Regions from separate parts of the Homo sapiens genome. Here region 2 is linked to region 1. A link is a loop called in an ENCODE intact Hi-C map of the cell type or tissue named here. Cell type or tissue: HepG2. All regions are shown on one strand. Each heading gives the region's core, and the rest is flanking DNA. Links, peaks and the distances in the headings are about the cores only.

What was found. A loop is a pair of places that touch in the nucleus more often than their neighbours do. Peaks named below come from ENCODE experiments on the same cell type or tissue, not always from the same donor. Only the 100,000 strongest peaks of a DNase experiment are listed, where the experiment ranks them.
Region 2: it touches region 1 in a loop (2.4-fold over the local background); 9 of 110 quality-filtered maps call a loop at or near these places.

Annotation. Positions count from the first base shown.
Region 1 is chr17:8,566,876-8,578,606 of GRCh38, reverse strand. MYH10 (myosin heavy chain 10) reads left to right here. Exons shown (of 43, transcript NM_001256012.3): 5 at 1,269-1,371; 6 at 1,935-1,964; 7 at 8,795-8,887. Among named protein-coding and RNA genes, the nearest start is that of MYH10, 58 kb to the left of the region's middle. In HepG2, for the core only: CTCF peaks have their summits at 3,742 (motif pointing left) and 5,641 (motif pointing left); no DNase peak of the experiment used is centred there.
Region 2 is chr17:8,639,462-8,651,192 of GRCh38, reverse strand. No RefSeq gene overlaps it. Among named protein-coding and RNA genes, the nearest start is that of MYH10, 15 kb to the right of the region's middle. In HepG2, for the core only: no CTCF peak of the experiment used is centred there; DNase peaks (open chromatin) are centred at 3,763 and 7,042; H3K4me3 peaks cover 475 bases.

The sequences.
Region 1 (11,731 bases), core at 1,974-9,973:
CTCATTCACAACAAAATTCATAGTATTTACTCATTTTGACAACAAATTACGTCTGCCTATGTGTCAACACTGGAAAAAGTTACAAGGATTAAAAAGAAACAAAACACAGGCTGGGCAGGTGGATCACTTGAGGTCAGGGGTTTGAGACCAGCCTAGCCAACATGGCTAGACCCTGTCTCTACTAAAAATACAAAAACTTAGCCAGGCGTGGTGGCGTGTGCCTATGGTCCTAGCTACTTGGGAAGCTGAGGCAGGAGAATTGTTTGAACCCAGGAGGCAGAGGTTGTAATGAGCCGAGATCATGCCACTGTGCTCCAGCCTGGGCAACAGAGCAAGACTTTGTCTCAAAAAAAAAAAAAAAAAGAAAGAAAGAAAGAAACAAAACACAAATAAATAAATATATGAGGCTATAGCCCCTGCCATCAGGAACCCAGCCTATGAGGCACAACACTGGCACCAGGAAGTGAATCGTCACTAGCCTGCTCTGAGAGGGGGATCTGAGAAAGCTTTCAGTGGCTTTGAAGATGAGTATCAATACCAGCAGGCATCTCAGAGTTCTTTCAGCTGCTTCAGATTAAATCATATTAATTTAATTGTTTTAGGGATTCTCTGTTTGCAGTGCCAGATATGTTTATGGTACTGAGGAGTTTTCTTCATGAATGTTCTAATAAATTTCACTTCTCTGGTAGAACCCCCCCACCCCCAAGGGAAAAAAGAGTGTCGTGAACATTTTCCTGTGTCCTCTTACTGGCATCTATCAAGAAATATTTGGGTTGGCTGGGCACAGTGGCTCAGGCCCGTAATCCCAGTGCTTTAAAAGGCCAAGGTGAGCAGATCACTTGAGGCCAGGAGTTCGAGACCAGCCTGGCCAACATGGTGAAACCCCATCTCTACTAAAAATATAAGAATTAGCCGGGCATGGTGGTGTGTGCATGTAATCCCAGCTACTTAGGAGGCTGAGGCACAAAAATTCCTTGAAGCCGGGAGACAGACGTTGCAGTGAGCCAAGATCGCGCCACTGCACTCCAGCCCGGGCAGCAGAGTGAGACTCTGTCTCAAAGAAAAAAAAGAATTATTTGGGTTTATTATTTAATACCTCTTACAAGGATGATTTTCTTTTCTAACTACTGCTGATAGTTATTTTTTCTATTTATTCTTTTTATTTTTATTAATTATTGTTCCAATACAATTTAATTTTATCAGTTGTAATTTTGGAATGCATGTGCTGTGCTTTCGTTAAAGCAGCCTATATTAACTCTTTCTTTCAGGGGTGAGTCAGGTGCTGGGAAGACAGAAAATACAAAGAAAGTTATTCAGTACCTTGCCCATGTTGCTTCTTCACATAAAGGAAGAAAGGACCATAATATTCCTGTAAGTTTCTGCTCTGTTGTTTTTTAAATCTTCTTCTTCTTTTATAATTTCAGAAACAAAAATAAGGAAGCCAGTCTACTCTCCACACTGCTATAACTGACAGCTCCCTTGTCTCCACCTGCTCCCCGCCACCTACCCAGCAATGCTTTTTTCCACCCCAGAGGCTAGGATACAAGGAAATTGCTGTTAAAGAGGTTTTCTGACAGGGCAAACTGGAATTATGGTTGTGGCTTGATGCCTAATTTCTTGCAAAGATTTGCTGAGAATTGTTCAGCAGTTCTTTCTGAACTTGCAGTAGCCTCTTGCTACTACCCACAGCAGCTTGAGGGGAGGGTAGAGATATGGGAAGAAGTGATGACAGAAAAAGGGCAAGAATAGAAATGTCAGTTCTCCTTAATTTTTAGACATGCAGAAGTGGTAGTTAATACAGCCTGAGAGAACGCCAGCCAACCCAGCTTCCACAGTTCTCAACTGCACATTGGCTTGGTGCTTTGGAAATGGCTTACTGCTAGGCAAAGACTCAAACTTGCTAACATTTGCATTTGTCTGTTTGTAATGAACAGCAGGAATCGCCTAAACCAGTGAAACACCAGGCAAGTGCTCTTCTTTATGCTTCTTAGTCTTGAGTGTTTGCACTAATTTCTGTCTGTAGATTGAGTCTCTGCTAGAATCAAATGCCACTAGTTCTAAGTGAAATCTGTCATTAAAAAATTTTAATTTTGAAAATTTATTGCTTAGAGCCTTATTCTTTCTTGAGAAGCGCATGCCGTTTTGCTTTAAATTTGTTTTCTCAATAAATTTTAATATTTATTTGCCCTTTTATCATGACATTGAACTGCATGTTTATGAAGCCTATAAATTATGGTTTCATATGTCATTTACTAGGTGGAATTATTTTAATACTTATCAGACACATGGAAACCTAGCTTTGTGCCCTACACTACATTTTGAATTTGGGGCTGCCCCTTTAAAAATTATACCTTTAGAGCTAACAAATTTCTGATCTGTTAAAGTTTTATGGCATGGCATAGTTTATGCCTGTATGTGTTTTAAACCAAAGGCCCAATTATATTTAATATATAAAATAAATTAGAGCTGGGCACAGTGGTATGCACCTATAGTCCCAGCTGTTTGGGAGGCTGAGACAGAAGGCCTGAGCCCAGGTATTTGAGGCTGCAGTGAGCTATGATCACACAACTGTGCTCCAGCCTGGGCAACGGAGCAAGACCTCATCTCTATAAATAAGTAAAATAAAATCAATTACAATTTTCTTAATGCTGGGCAAGTAGTGGAAGACTGTTATTCTTCCTAGTTATCAGATGCCTGCCTTTTAGCTCCACAGACCATAGCAGTGAAAAAAGCAAGAATCATAGCATGACCTCCATTTCTCACTACCTGGGAGGAGAAGGAGGGCAGACCTGAGCCAGATACCTTGGATAGAGTAGGACATCTATACTTGGATTTAATCCTTTCCCTAGCATGGGAATGGTTTTGGTTGGTCTTCCACAAACATAATGATATAAAGCTGATATAAAGCAAGAAACAATAATATCGAGTTATGGAAATGATCTGTTAATATAAAGAAATAATCATAAATATCTAAGGAATTGTCATAGACACTGAGATTTTAAGATACCTTACTTAAGATTCTTAAGAGATTGCCAGCCACCCAAGCTGTACTGTACCTATGAAGGCCTATGATGTCCTTTTGCTCCTTTAGCTGCAGAATAGACCAGTGATACAAATGAAGAGGGTAAATGAAATAGTCATTATCCTGTAGGGTATTTAAAAGCTTCTTTGCCAATTAAAGAAGGAAAATCTGGACCAGAAACCAGTTTTTCTTTATGCTTTAGAGGTACTTGCTAAATGTCCTTTTAATTTGTACTTGTGTCGCTATTGAAATAATGTTAAGCAATTAATACACAGATTTAGGTTTTCCAAATTCCCTGTGGAACACATAAATCATTGTTGTTAACATTTTGTTTCGATGTCATTTTAAACTACAGAGTGGATCCCTGTTGTATGTGAGTAGCATGCCTACCCCCACCTAGATTTTACTTTGAGTCAAATCAATCCCTGGGAAGCAGGTTCTCCCAAAGAAGGCAGCAGCTTCTTTGGGCCATGCTTCCCGGTCATTGCCGATTTGCATGTCGTACTGCATGTGTCCACTGTGCACACAATCTTCAGTGCTGCTTTTCCCAAGTTGATTTTAATCGTAGTTAAGCAGTAGCTATGCTGATGTTTTTAGAAATATTAGAAGAATACTCGTTCTCAATTTTTCTTCCCCAACACAACTGAGGAACGTGAAATACTTAACAGCACCGTACGGAATGGTCACACCGTGGAAGGGTACCATTCAAGAAGTTACTTCTCCCCCTGCTGGGTGTCCCTGTCTGCGACTTCTTCACCCAACTTGAATGATTGCCTTAAAGTTATAGTTACAGTGTGAAAAGTCTGTACTTTCCAAGGTTACAGTTTCTTTTGGTTGATTTGATACCACTGGTTTGTGATTTTACATTGAACTTTATAAGCAAAAGTTGAATCCCGAGGAACCATGAGTGTACATCCAGCATTTTATCACTAAACGGTAGTATGAATTGTAAACCCAAAGGGGAGGGCATTTCTAGGCTCCTGATTTTGTCAGTCCTTTATATATTTGCTTGTTTATCTACTCATTCTTTTTTTGAAACAATTTAAATGAGATATAATTCACATACCATTCAATGTACCCATTGGAAGTGTACAATTTAGTGTTTTTAGTATATTCACTTTATGCAATTATTATCATAATCAATTTTAGAACATTTTCCTCACCCCAAAAGAAACTCCATACCCATTAGCAGTCACCTGCCATTTCCCCTCAGCCCCTGGCAAGCACTAATCTACTTTCTGTCTCTATGTATTTGCGTATTCTAGACATTTCGTGTGAATGGAATCATATAATATGTGGTCCTCCCTGACGGTTCTTTCTTTTAGCATAATATATTCAAGGTTCATCCAGATTCTAGCACATATAAGTACTTCATTCCTTTTTATGGCCAAATAATATTCCATAATATTAAATATGTGTCACGTTCTGTTTATCCATTCATCAGTGAATGGATATGGATTTTTTTCTACTTTTTGGCCATTGTAATTAATGCTGCTGTGAACACTCATGTACAAGTTATGGTGAGAACATATGTTTTCATTTTTCTTAGGTAGCTACCTAGAGGTAAAATTGCTGGGTCATACGGTAATTCTGTTAAACATTTTTAAAGAGACTGCACCATTTGACATTGCCACCAGGAACATGTGAGAGTTCCAGTTTCTCCATATCCTCATTGGCACTTGGCATTGTCTGTGTTTTTATTAAAGCCATCCTAGTGAGCGGTGTGGTCAGTCTTTTATGTTTACCTTTTAAATTTCATCTTCATTTTCAAAATATGAACAAATATAAGCAAATCAGTTTTCAAAATTAAAGTGACAATACTTAACTTGAAATAAACATTTATCTATGAACTTTTGGTGTACTTTTTATAACAAAATTAAAGGTCTTATTTGGCTATATCCCCTTAGTATCCACCAGCCGACTGCAAGTACAGCTTCTGTGTGCCCTCTTTCCTCAAGAGAGGTTGCTCTTAGAGACCCTCAAAGTCTAGCACAGAGTTCACAAAGCCTCAACATAGTGCAATTTCAGAGCAGATTTGAAAATAATCGATTAAGTTCTTAAACTTGACCGTCCCCTACAAATGATACCTTCAAGCCAGCCCACTTGTCTCCCTGTGTTTCCAGTCATCTTCAGGATGACTTTGTATCTTTCTCCAACCTGGTTTAAACTGTGCTGAACCAAGACAGAAAGGTGATAGAGAGCCTGCCAGTTGAGATTAGAGTCTGGTTTTCAACATGTGGTTGGTTGCTGCTGCCTGCTTTTAACCTTCCTGCAGCTCTGCCCTGCCAGGCCTGCAAGGTACAGCCGGATCTCAGCCTGAGTCCCCTTGCGGGCTGAACTGGACTTTTGAAAGAGGTATATATTTTTAACCATTTCGAACTCATGCTATATCATATAGCAAGTGTATATTATATACTATGTAATAAACCCAGGAGTGTAATTTTCACTATGACTGGTAAACTTTGAAAGCAGTATATAACTCTAAATATTTAGAACTTTAAAAATCATTTCAATAGCTAAGGCTGCTTGTTTTCTACATTCCAAAATAACATTATAGAATAGAAACAAGGGACATTGCCCATCCAATTCTAGAGGAAAAGTAAATAGTCACTGCCCCCTGATGGTTTACAAATGCCTTCATAATTTGGTTGAGATCTGTTAGCACCATTTATCTAATTATGAAATTGTTCAACACAGAAATTATCTCATGTTAATTTCTATATGTTATGATAATTGGCTTTGTACCAGGTTTTTGGGGATTCATTTGGGGAGTTTTTGAGATCGTTACTCAGTCTCACCAATGTCCACAAATCCATTAGTAGGAGTGATACCATGACACTATCAATGTAGTGGGACCAGCAACAGGGACGGAGGAGTGCCTGAGTCCACCATTACCATGGTGACTCTGAGGACCCATAAATCTTCTTGCTGCCTTTGGCTCACCACCATCCCCTCCCCAAATAGTTCTAGAATTCTGGGTTCCAACCTTTTGGCTTCCCTGGGCCACACTGGAAGAAGAAAAATTGTCCTGAGCTATGCATAAAATACACTAACGATAGCTGATGAGCTATTTAAGAAAAAAAGGTTTGTGCATAATTTTCATGATATCCACCATCACAGATAAGCAAAAAATGTCCTCACATTTAAAGAGTTGGACACCCGTGGAACCTCTGATTATACATTCATTCAGCAAAGCATTTGCCAAGCATCATTTTGACCTGATACTGACCGAGTTAGGCACAGGGGATACAACCAGGTTACTTGAAGCCAACACAAGAAGAATAGAATCAGTGGATCTCTCTCTCTCTCTCTCTCTCTCTCTCACTCACACACACACACACACACACACACACACAGAGAGGAAAAGAAAAGAACCAATAGAAAATTTGACTCAAATAATCCTTTTAGCCATATCTAAGTAATATTAAAGTAAGATATGCATTACTGGTTTTACCTCCAAGTTAGGAAAACTCTTTAAAGATGGACTATCAAAGTCTTTTTCTTATGATTTGGTAGGATGGTGTGTGATTTTAAGGAATCCAAAGTCTAGCAGTAGATATTTAGTATTAAGGTAATGTCCCACTTACTAGAATGCCAGTGTTTTTCCAAGTTTCCACATTCTCATCACATAGATTGAATTAGGTTTAAAAAAAAAAAGGCTTTTAGAGACCCAAACAGTTAATGCAAAGTGAGTATACCAAGGGCTTTGCAAGATATTGGTCATAGGAATGCTGATGGAACTGACTGCTGACCCCGGGGGGGTGGAGGAAGGCAGTCTATCACCGAATAATGACTGACATTTTTAATTTTTATTTTTTATTTTTTGGAGATGAGTCTCTCGCTCTTTCTCCCAGGCTGGAGTGCAGTGGTGCGATCTCTGCTCATTGCAACCTCTGCCTCCTCGGTTCAAGCGATTCTCCTGCCTCAGGCACCCGCCACCACACCCGGCTAATTTTTCTGTATTTTTAGTAGAGACAGGTTTCACTGTGTTAGCCAGGATGGTCTCGATCTCCTGACTTCATGATCCGCCTGCCTTGGCCTCGCAAAGTTTTGGGATTACAGGCATAAGCCACCGCGCCTGGCCCCTGACTGGCATTTTTAACAATGGCTCTCAGTCATCAAAGTTGTTCAGGATACCATGCTTAAGACAGTTTGGCAGCATGTAATGGTTTAGAAAAATTTACAGCACGAGACCATCCTGGCTAACATGGTGAAACCCCGTCTCTACTAAAAATACAAAAAATTAGCCGGGCATGGTGGCGGGTGCCTGTAGTCCCAGCTACTCGGGAGGCTGAGGCAGGAGAATGGCATGAACCCAGGAGACGGAGTTTGCAGTGAGCCGAGATCGCGCCACTGCACTCCAGCCTGGGCGACAGAGTGAGTCTCCGTCTCAAAAAAAAAAAAACAAAAACTTTACAGGAAAAATAGTCTGGTAAGGGTTTTGAAGTGAGGAAAACAGAAGATTTGTTGTACAGGGAGGAAACTGTCTAATGCCAAGAAAATAAACCGATGCCATGTAATGACATCCACGTAGCTTGAGGTTCTTGACAAGACTGGTTCCTGACTGGCTTCAGTTGAACACGGTTGTAGATTGTAGTTAAGACCTATGAACATGCGGATAGTCCAGATCATGCTGTAATGGATGTAGGCAGAGCAGGTCCCCTTCCTGTGTAATGTGCCTGAGGAACACTTCCCCACCCTTTCAGCTGAGTGACAGTCCACACCAGGGCGGCGTGACAGAACTGTACGGATGACATATATTTGTTCTTTTTTTTGAATTTGATGGTGATGGAGTGCATCACATACCAAATGCCACTAATTTAAAAGCCTCATGTGAGGTTCTTTATATTCATCTTTTTTGCTTAGAGTATCGCATTTCCTAGCAGCTTTTATTTAGTTTTTCTTTAGGTCTAAAATACTGTGGGTATTTTAAAATATAGGGGTAAGATTTATGTTTGGAAAAAGCAGGTTTATTTAAGTCATAAAATATAATTCTGAAATTACATTCCAGAAACACAGCATCACTTCTGGTGCTTTTCATGGCCAGAAATGGCATCATGCTTTCTCATACAGCTTTCTATTGTGTTTCATGATTAAAGTACGTATTAATATATTTCCACCTTTTGTTTGTAAAATCTGTTTTATAGCCTAATTTACATATAAGTAAAGACACCAACTAAAGCAGACATTTTACCGAATCCTCTCTACTTAGCCTTTTAAATCTGAGCAAGTTAGCAGCATCAACGTCTTTACCATCCTCTGAAAGTGGAGGTGAAGACATTGCCCTGTCTATATGATAGAGATAGTATATGAAACTCCTTGGAAAACTGGAAAGTGCTACATCAATACAGTGGTAACTGTTAAATTAACTGCCTTAAAGTTTTCAAATAAGGCAGAGTTAAAATAAACAAGTATTAATATGTTCTTAATTGAAGTGTCGTGCTAAATTTCATTTCATGAAAGCCAGTCTGTTTTATTTTCAAAATTCTCTGCCTGATTTACGTGCCCCATGCTTAAGTTGATCTTCTCTGTTCAGCGTGACATTTTTTTCTCCTTGTGACCACTTTATAGATGCTAATTTTTTCCTTTAGTGGAGTCCATTATCATAACCAGGATTAAGAAGCCAACAAAAGTTGCTGGATGGCAGACAGAATGAAAGAACTGAGGAAAAGATGCAGTTTCTTTTTTAGAAATTTTTCCCCTGATGACTTGAGTAAAGACATTAGATTAACGTACATCTGCTTTTATTTGTGTGTGTGTAATGTCTTTTAGGGGGAACTTGAACGGCAGCTTTTGCAAGCAAATCCAATTCTGGAATCATTTGGAAATGCGAAGACTGTGAAAAATGATAACTCATCTCGTTTTGTAAGTTTCAAAGCACCAGAAGCTTTTAATTCCTTAGATTTCTAGTTAAATGTTTACTGTGATTAAGCAAATGAATTACTTTTCTTCCTAGATTTTAAGAAGCTAATAGATGTAGTTCTGTAGACATAATACAAGCTCACATGTAATTTTAAATTTTCTAGTAGTCACATTTGAAAAGAAAAAAGGTAATGTGTAAGTAACTTTCATCATTTTATCATACAGAAATGTATAACTCTGTCTTATTTTATGGATATGTAATTTAACCTCTCTGAGCTTATTTATCTTTGATTGGGCATGATAATAACACCTGTCAGTGGAATCGGAGTAGAGAATAAATGGTGTGCACGCTGAGCACTTAGCCCGGCACTATGCATAGTAAACATTCAACGCATTAGATGTGGTAAACTGACCTTTTCCTACCTTGCTATTTTCTGTGGGATTTGGACTTTGGAATAATTTGTCACTACTATGACTTCTCTTTAATTTTTTTTTTTTTTTGAGACAGGGTCTTGCTCTGTCACCCAGCCTGGAGTGCAGTGGCACAGTCATAGCTCACTGCAGCCACCAACTCCTGGTCTCAAGGCATCCTCCTTCCTCAGTCTCCCAAGGAGCCGGGACTACAGGCTCACGTTACTTCACCAGGCTAATTTAAAAGAGTAACTTTTTTTTTTTTAGAGACTAGGGTCTCACTATGTTGTCCAGTACTTTGGGAGGCTGAGGCAAGAGGATCGCTGGAAGCCTCAGCCTCCCAAAGTACTGGGATTACAGGAATGAGCCACCACACCCAGCCTAAAAATTCTCCTTAGCTATTCAACTTGAAAGCTTTACTTTCCTCCTCAGTTTGACTAGCTGTACCTGTTCACCTGAGAATGTTATCCTAAGTGATGGCCAGGTCTCTGTTACGTCAGAGACACTGCCCCTTTCCACCCCAGCTGCTCACCTTCAACACTGTCACAGCAAATCATCTCTAAACCCATATTCAACACAACGGACATTCCTCCAGTAAGTCTTTTGCCCTGGATTATGGTCATCAAGTTTCAGAAACCCCTTCCACTGTTAGATTGAAGAAGGACTTCATTGTTCAATTATTTCCACTTAAGTTGTTCAAATTAATTCTTCCCTTTTTTTTCTCCCTGCTCTGAAGTATTGGTAAAAGTCAAGAACGCCAGAGTAAGAGACCTCAGTTCTAGCAGTTCATTGATGGATAATTTGGGGGATCTAGTGTCGTCGTGACACGCTTTTTAAAATTGAGATAACATCATGGTCTGCACATTAATTTACCGATGGTGTGGTTGCTATGATTAGTGGAAGCGACCAGATTCAGGATCACAGAGGACCCAGCAAACACAAGGGCAACCATAAAGCCCTCTGGATTAGTTCACTAGGGCTGCGATATAAAAGTACCACAGACTGGGAGCAGCATAAACAATAGAAATGTACTTTTCCACAATTCTGGAGGCTAGATGTCTGAAGCAAGGTGTTGGCAGGATTGGTTTCTTCTGAGGCCTCTCATAACTGAACCCAAGTTCGGCTGCGTGCCACTTGAAAGCCACCCACGAGAGACGAGAGTTGGTGGGAGGAAAAGCAGGTTTATCTGGAGAGCCAGCAAACGAAGATGATGGTGGACTAGCGTCCCAGAGGACCCTCTGAAGTCAGAACACATTTTAGGCTGTTTTTATGTTAAGGCAGGGGGAAGGGGAGAGGGTTGGGATGAAGAGGTAACTGACGACCACAGACATCTGGGCGCCGGCAAGGGTCCAAGGAGGTTGGGAATATCCTTGTCCTTAGTCAAGTCACAGTGCTCTCATCAATCTTTAACGAAACATAGTTGTTCACACACTTCTCCTTTAATCTCAGAGTTAGTTTTAAAAACTACCTGATTGCTGTTTTTGCATATTATCTCAGTGCTCTAAAATTATCCTTGTCCATGTGCAGGAATGGGTAAAGGCCCCTTAAACAAAAATGGAGTTGGTTATGTTAGTTCTCTTGCTGATTCACTGTGCACTCTTTCTTTGGCTTATAGATGGTTGTATTCTCCCTATGTCTTCACGTGGCCTTCCCTCTGTGTGTGTCTGTGTCCTAATCTCTTCTTATGAGGACACCAATTATATTGAAGTAGGGTGCACCCTAATGACCCTTTTTTAATGTAATGACTTCTTTAAAGACCCTCTTCCTAATTACAGTTCCATCATGAGGTCCTGGGGGTTAGGACTTCAACACAGGAATTTGTGCAGGGACGCATTTCAGCCCATAGCACCTTCAGAGATAGTTTCAGTGCAAGACGCTTTCCAAGTTATGTAAGAAATAGGGATGTATTTTCTTGGAATATTGTTTATTCCCAGGAAGATAAAATTTGAAGATTCACTTAATCCAAGTTCATTTAGTAATTAATTTAGCTTTTTATGTGCAAAGTGGGTTAACAAATGTGCCTGTGTCAGTAGGAGGCATGCCTGTGACTTGACTCGTGGGTTTAGAAACGATCTGAGGAAACTGCATTCCTTCAGACTTTCCGTCACTCTCCTGGATCATCCCCATTGAGCCTGAGCCACAACTAAATCTGAAATTTTCCTACTGAAATGCCCTGTGTTTAGTGGCTATATCACAGGAAAGAAGGAACAGTGAGCTGCCAGCTTTGGTATGTGAATCTCCATCAAGATCTTCAAGGACTTCTTTGTGGAAAATTGTTTATCTTACCACAGAAATCAAGTTACTAATCTATTCTGTTTCCCCCACCCCCAGCCCTCAAACCATACCCTAAATTCAAGAGAGACAGTTTTGGTGCTCAGTGGCCCCGCTTTTTCCTGGAAAAGATAAATTGCTACTAAGCCGTCATTTGTGTCCTTG
Region 2 (11,731 bases), core at 2,103-10,102, 72 kb before region 1:
TTCCCCACACACCCCAACACTATCTGAGGGTAGGAAACAGCAGGGATGCAAAAAGAGGGGCTATCTGAGAGACTCTCCTGAGTATTTATCTTAAGGAGAATGAGTGCTACCTAAACGGGCTACTTAAATGATCAGATCAGACAGATTCTTTTTTTTTTTTTTTTTTTTTTTTGAGATGGAGTGTTTTTGTTTTGTTTTGTTTTTTATGGAGTTTCACTCTTGTTGCCCAGGCTCTGGAGTGCAATGGCGTGACCTCAGCTCACTGCAACCTCTGCCTTCTGGGTTCAAGTGATTCTCCTGCCTCTGCCTCCTGAGTAGCTGGGATTGCAGGTGTGTGCCACCACACCCAGCTACTTTTTTATATTTTTGGTAGAGACATGTTTTCACCATGTTGGCCAGGCTGGTCTCGAACTCCTGACCTCAAGTGATCTGCCCGCCTCAGCCTCTCAAAGTGCTGGGATTACAGGCGTGAGCCACCGCACCTGGCCTGGACAGAGATTCTAATTATATTAGCCACTTAGCTCATTCTACCCCGATCACATGTGAGTGAAGGGGATGGGGGCTGAGGAAGAAGCCAGATGAGTTATAGACAAAGTAAAACATTCACGTTGGTCTACCCATCTCAGTTATAGTTTGAGCTAACATTTTTGACCCTGCCGTATAAGACTGTAAGGGGCAGAATGTGTTCCCCCACCCCAAGTTCACATGTTGAAACCCTGATCCTCCAATGTGACAGTAAATGATTGGTCCCTTTATAAAAGGGACCCCAGAGAGCTCTCCTGCCCTCTTTCTGCCATGTGAGGATCCACAGAGAAGTTGCCAGTCTGCAACCTGGAAGAGGGCCCTCACCAGAACCTGACCAAGCTGGCACCCTCATCCTGGACTTCCAGACTTACAAACTGTAAGAAATAAGTATTCGGAATTCTACTGTAGTAGCCCTAACTGACTAAGACAAACACCTGTCTCATAGGGCTGTTGGAAGGATGACATGGGCTACCACATATAAGGTGCTTAGCACCTGCCTGGCACATAATAATGCTAAGCAAGTGTAAGCTATTATTATTAGGTGATCAAAAAATAGTTGCTGAGGGAGTGAGCAAATAACTAAGTCAAAGCATGAAAGATTGACCAGTTGGCGACAGTCCTTGGTAGAAAAAGCCTGCGGGTCAGACAAACCTAGTGTCCCTCACACCCCTGCTGAGAACCACAACCATCCCCTGTCTGCACCCTCACTTGCCCTAGCAGGAGCCAGTGCTGGTCTGGCATACAGATTCTTTGGCTGTATCCCTTGGACAATTATAACTGAGGAATTCAGCTTATTTTGGGTGAAATCCCTGGAAGTCCAACTTGCGATCTCAATCTGGGCAATGCAGCCACATTTTCCAATGAGTAACTCCCTCCAGTATAACTCCTGGCAGACGATGCTATCGGTCGCTGAGAGAATGTGCCGTCATACGTGGGAAATAGTAAGACCACTGCGTGGGGCTTGACTCATCTGTCAGAGACGGGGTATTTTGAAATCTTGACCTCATTTGCAAACATGTGTTTGCACATACCTTTTGTCAGATGCAACTTTTCCATTCCCAATTTAGCTCCTCCAAATTTTCCCTGAAATGAAAGATGTGACAATGAAGAGAGATAAAGAAACTTTTAATAGGTCTTGATCCAGGTATGTTCTGGGAGAACTCATCTGTCTCTAACTTCCTGTTGACCCCAGAGCCAGGTCTAGGGAGACAGACGAGGCAAGTACCAAAACTGTTAACAACTACCACTTACTGTAAGCATTACCTGTGGGCCAGGCACCGTGTTAACCACTGTACGTACAGAGATTCCTTCACGTACATCGTGACACTAGAGACCCAGAGAGTTTAAGTGGCTTGCTCAATGTCACGAGCTGGAATGTGAATTCAGGCTGCCTATCTCCAAAGCATCTTTGTTTAACCACCTCGGTAGACACTATCTGGATACTACCTTGCTTTATAACATCAGCCAAGAGCCTCTGGCCTTCTGGTTGGAAACATGGAAAAAGTTTTCAGCTTTTTTTTTTTTTTTTTGAGACGGAGTTTTGCTCTTGTTGCCCAGGCTGCAGTGCAATGGCACAATCTTGGCTCACCATAACCTCCGCCTCCTGGGTTCAAGGGATTTTTCTGCCTCAGCCTCCTGAGTAGCTGGGATTACAGCCACACCACCAGGCCCGGCTAATTTTGTATTTTTAGTAGAGACAGGGTTTCTCCGTATTGGTCAGGCCGGTCTCGAACTCCGGACCTTAGGTGATCTGCCTGCCTCAGCCTCCCAAAGTGCTGGGATTACAGGCATGAGCCACCATGCCCAGCCGAGTTTTTGTCATTTTTATAGGCTGTCAGGCGTTGTGGGGAAGAGAAGCTAACAGTAGGTCTCTGTGATTTGTAAATAGACACTTTGGGGGAAGAGTGGGCAGCTTTCTGTTTAATCTCCCAAAAGTTTCTAGGTCTGGCTCCCCCATCATCCTGACACTCAATGTTCTCCTCTCCACACTCTGTCTGAACTGAACATAAGTCCCATGCCCCCAGGTTCTTTCCCATCACTCCCCAAGCCCCCACTGAAACACACCAGCATCTTCTGAATTCTAGCGATCTTTACTGAAATGCACTGTATTATTTTTCCAGCATGTGAAACAGTGCTTCCCACATGGTAGGTGCACCATAAAATTGCCACGACTGGCAATGAGGACACAGAGAAAGCTGTGGATGGGGAGCGGGCACGCGGCTTAGGGCTGAGTCCCAGCTCTGCCTTGACTTGCTGTGTCATCTGGTGCAAGTCTCCAGCTTGGTACCTCATCCGTGAAATGATGTCTAGGTGGCATCTTTGGCCTCTTCCATCTGTAGAGGTCTGGATTCTGTGATTCCACAGGCTCATCTGAAGGGCACACTCTAGCTCTGCTGCCCTTTTGAGAAGGCTGGGTTCCTAGGCAGGGCCTCTGTGTCTCCAGCCTGCAGCCAACTTTCATATACCAGGGATGGAAAATAGTGCTATTATTAGTGGGCTCGCAACCGTCAATGTGTTAAATGGAAGGAAATCGGAAAATCTCATTTCATGAGCACATTTAAGGGAGAGCAGGAATCACTGTGTCCTGATGTGCCAAAAACTCTGCACAACTAACTATAAAATTTGGGGCAGCCGGGCACGGTGGCTCACGTAATCCCAGCACTTTGGAAGGCTGAGGTGGGTGGATCACGAGGTCAGGAGATAGAGACCATCCTGGTTAACACGGTGGAACCCCGTCTCCACTAAAAATACAAAAAAAAAAAAAAATAGCAGTGCATGGTGGCAGATGCCTCTAGTCCCAGCTACTTGGGAGGCTGAGGCAGGAGAATGGCATGAACCTGGAAGGCGGAGCTTGCAGTGAGCTGAGATCATGCCACTGCACTCCAGCCTGGGTGACAGAGCGAGACTCCGTCTCAAAAAAAAAAAAAATTGAGGGCATAAAATGTGGGGAAATGAGGGCCTTTTCTTGAGCTCCCCAGTGGTGTTTCTCACACCCAAAAGTTGAGGCTGGGCGAGAACCAAAGGGAAGGCTTCCCAGCACAGTGCACCCAACAGCCACTTAGGATGGCTTCCCAAACACCTGTGGCCAGGCTCCTTCCAACAAGGAAATTAGCTAACTTGACTAGCAAATCCATCCCCTCACTCTGTATTAGTCAGGGTTCTCTTAGGGGGACAGAACTCACAGTTCTAGAGGGACAGAACTGTCAGAACAGAACAGGGCTCTCTTAGAGGGACAGAACTAACATACATCCTGTTAGTTTATTAAACATTAACTTACACGATCACAAGTTCCCACAATAGGCCGTCTGCAAGCTAAGGAGCAAGGAGAGTCAGCCCGAGTCCCAGAACTGAAGAACTTGTAGTCCCATGTTCGAGGGCAGGAAGCATCCAGCACGGGAGAAAGATGTAGGCTGGGAGGCTAGGCCCGTCTCACTGTCTCACGTTTTTCTCCCTGCTTTATATTTACTGGTGACTGATTAGATGGTGCCCACCCGAGTAAGGGTGGGTTTGCCTTCCCCAACCCACTGACTCAAATGTTAATCTCCTTTGGCAACACCCTCACAGACACACCCAGGATCAATATTGCATCCTTCAATCCAATCAAGTTGACACCCAGTATTAACCATCACACACTCCCAAGTGACAGATACTATCTTATGGTGACTCTCCATTGTTATGGTTCAAGCCAAAAGAGTCACTTGGATGACGGGAGGTTTGCGGCAGATAGATGGGCAGTGCCACAGTAAAACCATGGGGAAGGGTTTCTGGGCTGATGGGGCCTTGTAACACCCCCGAGACCAGTGATGGAAGCGGCCACACGCTCTGCCAAGACACCAGATCTGCCCTCATGTAGAAAATTGTCGAGAGAGCCCGCAATTATCCCAAGGTGCCTATAAGATGCCATTTGCCCTGGCAGGTCTAATGTTTGCTGCACGATTGGGTCAAGAAACTTGGGGTGCTGAGGATATCAAGGACTTAGATGAGCCTAATGCAAAGTCCAGTGTGGCGTTCCAGCCTCTGCCACCGATGCCTCACAATTACCCTAAGATTTTCAGCAGCTGCACAAATCTGAAAACGGCCCCTTGATTCTGTTCCCTAGTAGAAAAGATGTATGGCTGGGCACAGTGGATGACATCTGTAATCCCAGCACTTCGGGGGCAGAGGCGAGTGGGTCACCTGAGGTCAGGAGTTTGAGACCAGTCTGGCCAACATGGTGAAACCCCATCTCCACTAAAAATACCAAAAAATTAGCCAGGTGCCATGGCGCACTCCTGTAGTCTCAGCTACCTAGGAGCCTGAGGCAGGAGAATCGCTTGAACCCAGGAGGTGGAGGTTGCAGTGAGCTGAGAACGTGCCACTGCACTGCAGCCTGGGTGACAGAGACCCATCACCAAAACAACAACAACAACAAAACTGAGCTCAAAGTTCACCTCCTCCCTGAAGCTTCTCCGAACACATTAGCCAAAATCTTTTTGAATTCAATAGTAAATATCGGCTCAATTTGTGATCCCAAATCTGCCTCTAGTACATTTGCAGCCTTATCTCGTCCGTCTCATGGATAATCCTGAAAACTGGATCAAGCCCAATTCCTTGAACATACCCCATGCTTACCCATTACTTAGATTTTGATCACAATACTTTCTCTGCCAGGGCCTCTCTGATGCCTCCACCTATGGAAATTCTGTCCATTCTTGGATGTTTATCCACCAAAAAGTCCTCCTCCACCAGGAAGTCTTTCTTTACCTCGACTCCCATCGCACCTGCCGCCCATCCAAATGTGATCCTGTTCTTTTAATCTAGAAAACAGTATGTTTTAGTGTTGGTGGAAAAAAATCACCGAGCACTTTTGTTTTGTTATTAATTGAGACTCCGTCTCAAAAAAAAAAGAAAAGAAAAGATATAAAGAAACAAACTGGAAAAGCTAATATGAGCCAGGAGCAGGTTTTAAAAAGCAAGTGGTTGATTACACAATTATTAACATGAATCAATCACCCAATGAGTCGAATTTGACTGTGCAACAAACATTTTTTGAGAACTTCAAATGCATGCAACATTATGTGAGGTGCTATGGGGGATGCAAACGTTAGGAAAGTATGCTTTTCACTTTAAGATAATCCAGAAGAAGGATGGGTGCGGTGGCTCCCACCTGTAATCCCAGCACTTTGGGAGGCCGAGGTGGGCGGATCACCTGAGGTCAGGAGTTCGAGATCAGCCTGACCAACATGGTGAAACCCCGTCTCTACTGAAAATGCAAAAATTAGCTGGGCATGGTGGTGCATGCCTGTAATCCCAGCTACTCGGGAGGCTGAGGCAGGAGAATCGCTTGAACCTGGGAGGTAGGGGTTACAGTGAGCCGAGATCGCACCACTGCACTCCAGCCTGGGCGACAGAGTAGGACTCTGTCTCAAAAAATAATAATCATCATCATCATCATCTAGAAGAAAACATCTTATTTACAAATAATGTGAACACCAGAAAGATTGTAAGTGTTATATGAAAGGGAACAAGACAGGAATTTAACCTGGGTTCATGAGCCTTCCCCCCAAAATCAACTATAACATTGCACATGCAAACACATGTGCAAATGGAAAGGAGAGTGAAGGTCCATAGTTCCCATGAGATTCTCAAAGTGGTCACTGGGTATTAAATGAAATAAGGCAAGCACAGTAAGACAATACTGTAAATCTCATTTATTTGTGGAATCTGAAAAAAGCTGATCTTATAGAAGTACAGAGTGGAATAGTGGTTACCAGAGGCTAGGGAAGTTAGCGGAGACGGGATGATGGAGAAAGATTGGTCAACAAGTACAAAATTGCAGTTAGATAGGAGGAATAAGTTCTGTAGCACAGCAGGATGACTACGGTAAATGATATCATATTAAATAGTATATATTTCAAAATAAGTAGAGAGGATTCTGAATGTTCTCATCACAGAGAAATGATACATGTTTGGGATGATGAATATGTTAAATACCATGATTTGATCATTACGCAATGTATACATGCATGGAATCATCACACTGTATCCCATAAATATATACAATTATTATGGGTCAATTCAAAACAAAAGGGCTCAGTGACTGTTTTCCACCAACACTTTAATACCATTTTAGAAATTAAAAGAACAGGATCACATTTAGTTGGGCTGCAGGTGTGTTGGGAGTAGAGGTAGAGAAAGACTTCCTGGTGGAGGAGGACTTTTTGGTAGATAAGCCTCCAAGAATGGATAGAATTTCAATAGATGGAGACATCAGAGAGGCCCTGGCAGAGAAGGTATTGTGATCAAAATCTAAGTAACGAGAAAGCGTGGGTTATGTTCAGGGAACTGGGTTTAATCCAGTTTTCAGGATTATCTATGAGAGGGGAGAGATGAGACTGCACATGTACTTGAGGCAGATTCGGGATCACGAATTGAGCCGACATTTACTATTGAATTCAAAAAAATTTTGGCTAAAGTATTCAGAGAAGCTTCAGGGCGAAGGTGAACTTTGAGCTCAGTTTTGTTGTTGCCGTTGTTGTTATGGTGATGAATCTCCCCCTGTCACCCAGGCTGGAATGCAGCAGCGTGATCTTGGCTCACTGCATCCTCTGCCTCCTGGGTTCAAATGATCCTCCCACCTCAGCCTCCTGAGTAGCTGAGACTGCAGGCACCTGCCACCACGTGCAATCAATTTTTGCTTTTTGTTTTTCTGTAGAGACAGGGTTTCGCCATGTTGCCCAGGCTGGTCCAGAACCCCTGGGCTCAAGTGCTGGGATTACAGACGTGAGTCACCATGCCCAGCTGGGGTTCAGTCTTGATGGGTGGGGAGGACCAGGCCTGGTGAATTTGCGGAGAAAGGGCCTTCCAGGAGGAAATAGTACAAACAAAGCGGGGAAGATGGCCAGAAAGAAGCAAAGAAGATGACAAGACCAACTGGAGGTGATAACTGGGAGAAACATCTGTGTTGAAGGACGAGGCGTGAATTGAGAAGGTGGGTTGACACTAGATTATGAGGATTGTAACATTCAAGCTGAACAATTTCTTATTTTCTCCAGGATCTCATTTTTCCCCACTAGGATTTGGCACTCCCAATAAAAATCATATCAACCAAAGTAATTTTTAAGGTTTCTTTCATAGAGAATTTCCAATATATCCAAAAATAAAGAGAGAGCGGTATACTCATTAGTCAACTTCAACAATTCATGAACAAACTTCTTTCTATACTCTCTCCCATACTATTTCACAGCAAATCCCAGACACCATATTATTTCATCTGTAATTTTATAGTGCCCATCTCTAAAAGAAAAGGATTCTTTATTTTTACATAACGACGATAGCATTACCATACATTTAAAAATTAACAGTACTTTATTAATATCATCTAATATCCAGTCTGCATTCAAATTTCCGATTGTTTCATAAATTACTTGTTTTCCATTGTTTCATAAACTGTTTGTTTATTTGAATCAGGCTCCCAAAAAAGCTTCACACGTTGCAATTGGTTGATGTATCTTTTAAGTATCTTTTAATCTATAGCATTGGCCCATCTCTTTGTTGTTTCCTTTACTTGCAATTTATTGGTTGAAGAAGCCAGGCTGTTTGTTCTGTGACGCTTTCTACATCCTGGATTTCGTCGATTGCATTACTCTGGTATGGTTTAACATGGTCTTCTGTCCTCTGTATTTTCTGTAAATTAGTAGATTCAGACGCTTAATAAGATTCAAGTTTGAGCACTTAAGAATAGCTAGATATGGCCAGGTGTGATAGCTCATGTCTGTAATCCCAGCACTTTGGGAGGGTGAGGTGAGTGGATGGTTTGAGCCCAGGAACTCGAGACCAGCCTGGGCAACATGACACAACCTCATTTCTACAAAAAAAAATACAAAAAATTAGCCAGGTGTGGTGGTGCATGCCTTTAGTCCCAGCTACCCAAGAGGCTGAGGTGGGAAGATCACCTGAGCCCAGGAGATCGAGGCTGCAGTGAGCTGAGATTGCATCATTGTACTCCAGCCTGGGTGACAGAGTGAGACTGTTTTTAAAAAAAAAAAAAAAAAGAAAGAAAGAAAAGAAAAGAATAGCCTCCTAAGAGCCCAATGGTAGGCCAAGTCTTTGCATGCATTGTCTTATTTAATCCTTAAAACAATCTCATTCAGTCTGTGCTATCATCATTGCCATTTAACAGATGAGGAAACTAAGGTCTTGAGATGTCATGTGGCTTGTCTAAGGACACAGTTGTAAGTGGTGGAGCCAATTTAATTGATTGCTGAGTCCAGATGTTTACCCCCTGTATTAGTCTGTTCTCATGTGCTAATAAAGACATACCCAAGACTGGGTACTTTATAAAGGAAAGAGGTTTAATGGACTCAGTTCCACATGGCTGGGGAGGCCTCACAATCATGGCAGAAGGCAAAGGAGGAGCAAAGGCACGTCTTATATGGTAGCAGGCAAGAGAGGTTATGCAGGGAAACTCCCATTTATAAAACCATCAGATCTCGTGAGACTTATTCACTACCACAAGAACAGTATGGGGGAAACCAACCCCATGATTCAATTATCTCCACCTGGCCCCGCCCTTTTTGCATGGGGATTACTACAATTCAGGGTGAGATTTTAGTGGGGACACAGCCAGATCATATCACCCCCCCATGCCATCCATCCTACCTGCAGCAGCAGATTACCACCTGCCTGCAGTCAAGGCACATCATGAATATCATGATTATCCCTTATCCCTTCCAATTTATCTTGCTTAGATATGCAGAGTAAATGCTGCTAAGCGTGTACAGGTATCTGCATGTCTATCAGAGTGGATCTTTCTGTGTAAGGGCTGTTGGTATGGTCTATTTGGGTGTACAACTTCTAATTAGCAGTCTTTCTATATTACATTCTTTCTTTACTTTTTATAAGAACTTTGATAGGCTTAGATTATTTCCTCTGCAGTTATGTATTGTTTCTGTATCATTTAAAACTCCAAGCAAGGAACAACACTCATTAATATACATCTATAGAAAATAACAAAAGAGCACTACACACTTCCTTTGAAAGGCAAAGGCTATGTACAAGTCCTTTCCAAATGGTAATGATAACGATGATAAATATAATAGCAATAATAAAGAGTGACACTATTGACTGCTAGTTTGTGATAAGATATTTACAAATGCCACTGTGCTAAAACCTTTACAAGTGTTAGTTTATTGTATTTAACCTTACAGCAACCTTATAAAGTAGGTCTTTCTCTCTTTCTTTTCTTTCTTTCTTTCTTTCTTTCTTTCTTTCTTTCTTTCTTTCTTACTTTCTTTCTTCTTTCTTTCTTTTGACACAGTGTTTTGCTTTGTTGCCCAGGTTAGAGCACAGTGGCTGCATCATAGCTCACTGCAGCCTCAACCTCCTGGGCTCCAGCGATCCTCCCACCTCAGCCCCCCAGATAGCTGGGGCTATAGGCACCCAACACCAAACCTGGCTAATTTTTAAATTTTTTGTAGAGATAGGGTGTCCCTATTTTGCTCAGGCTGGGCTCAAGTGATCCTCCCACTTTGGCTTCTGGGCTCAAGTGATCCTCCCACTTTGGCCTCCCAAAGTCCTGGGATAACAGGTGTGAGACACCGTGCCCAGCCTGAAGTAAGTATTGTTATCCCTGTTTTTCAGACAAGTAAATGGAAGCTCAGAGAGGTTAAGGAACTTTCCCAGTATCACAAAGGATGTTTTAAAGCTTTTGATAAAAATATCTTTCAAGAAAACAACTGATTTGGATTTTGCAAACAACTTCCAATGAGATGCCCACATACTTTTTTGCCTGAAGAATAATATCTATTTTCAACAAACCCAGGGCAATATCTTGATTTCCTCTAATGCTCGATGTGTAGGACTGACCAGAAAGGAAGCAAACCAGCCCTGGCTCCTTAAAAAGGAGGTGGCAGCAATGTTGTGTCATGTGACAACAATCAGGCTTGATGTCAAGCTTGGGCCCTCTGTACCAGCAAATGCACCACATTCCCTACAGGTCTGATCCATCAGGGAACAGCAGAAACTCTGAGACCAACAACACTATATTATTTTCTAACCACTGATCTACTGACCAGACTTCAGGCTTCTCAAGCTATTCGCCTCCTGTGACCTGTTCCTCTTTCCATCAGGATGGAAAGGATAATGGCAAGGGTCCTCTGGTAAGCTTTCCTATTACTTGTTATTTGCTAACACTAAAACCAGTAATTCTTACCACTTTGTCAACATTTTTCTTTCTTTTTGTTAGTATTTCCTCCTTTACGTTACTTCTTCCTCTCATTTCTCTTTTCATCTGTCCCTCAAATATTGACTGAAGCAAACAATGCTAGAAGCTTGGGAGTTCCCTGTTGTACATAGGGTTTGGTGTCAGATTTAGGAATCTCCAGGATCACTTCCCACTTTCTTTTGTGCAGCAGGCATTACATACTTTAACCAAACTCTATTACTTCCCACCATTTCCTGATATCACTTTTCCTTGCCTTTGCCATGCTTTGGTTCCTTCCATGCTTGCCTTTTGCAGCCCATCATCCTTAACTGTTGTCATCCTGCTCATCTTTCAGACTCAGCTACAACACTATCTCTTCCCCAAAGCTGAAAGGGATCTCCTCATCCATCCATCCACCCATCCACCCATCCTGTCAACCTACCATCCAGCTCTTCTTCTTTCCATCCATCCATCCATCATCCATCCATTCTTCTTTCCTTTTATCCATTCATACTGCCATCAATCGTGCTGTCCATCCATCCTTCTTTCTATCCATCTGTCCATCCATCCATTCATTCTTCTTTCCTTCATCCATCCATACTGCCATCAATCCTGCTGTCCATCCATCCTTCTTTCTATCCATCCATCCATCCATCCATTTATTCTTCTTTCCTTCATCCATTCATCCTGCCATTCATCCTGCCATCCATCCATTCATCCATCCTTCCTTCCATCCATCCATCCATCCATCCATCCTTTCTCCCATCCACCTATCCATACATTAATCCATCCATCCTGTCATCTTTTTATCCAATAAACATTTATTGAGCATCTACTATGTGTCGAGCACTAAGTTGTTCCTGGGGATACAAGCTGGCCCTTCCTGCCAGGAGTTTACAGTCTAGCACTGTGTTGTCCTATATGGTAGCCACCAGCCACATGTAGCTGTTGAGCACTTACAATGTGGTTAGTATGAATTGACATGTGCTGTAAACCTAAAACACACATCAGATTTTGAATACT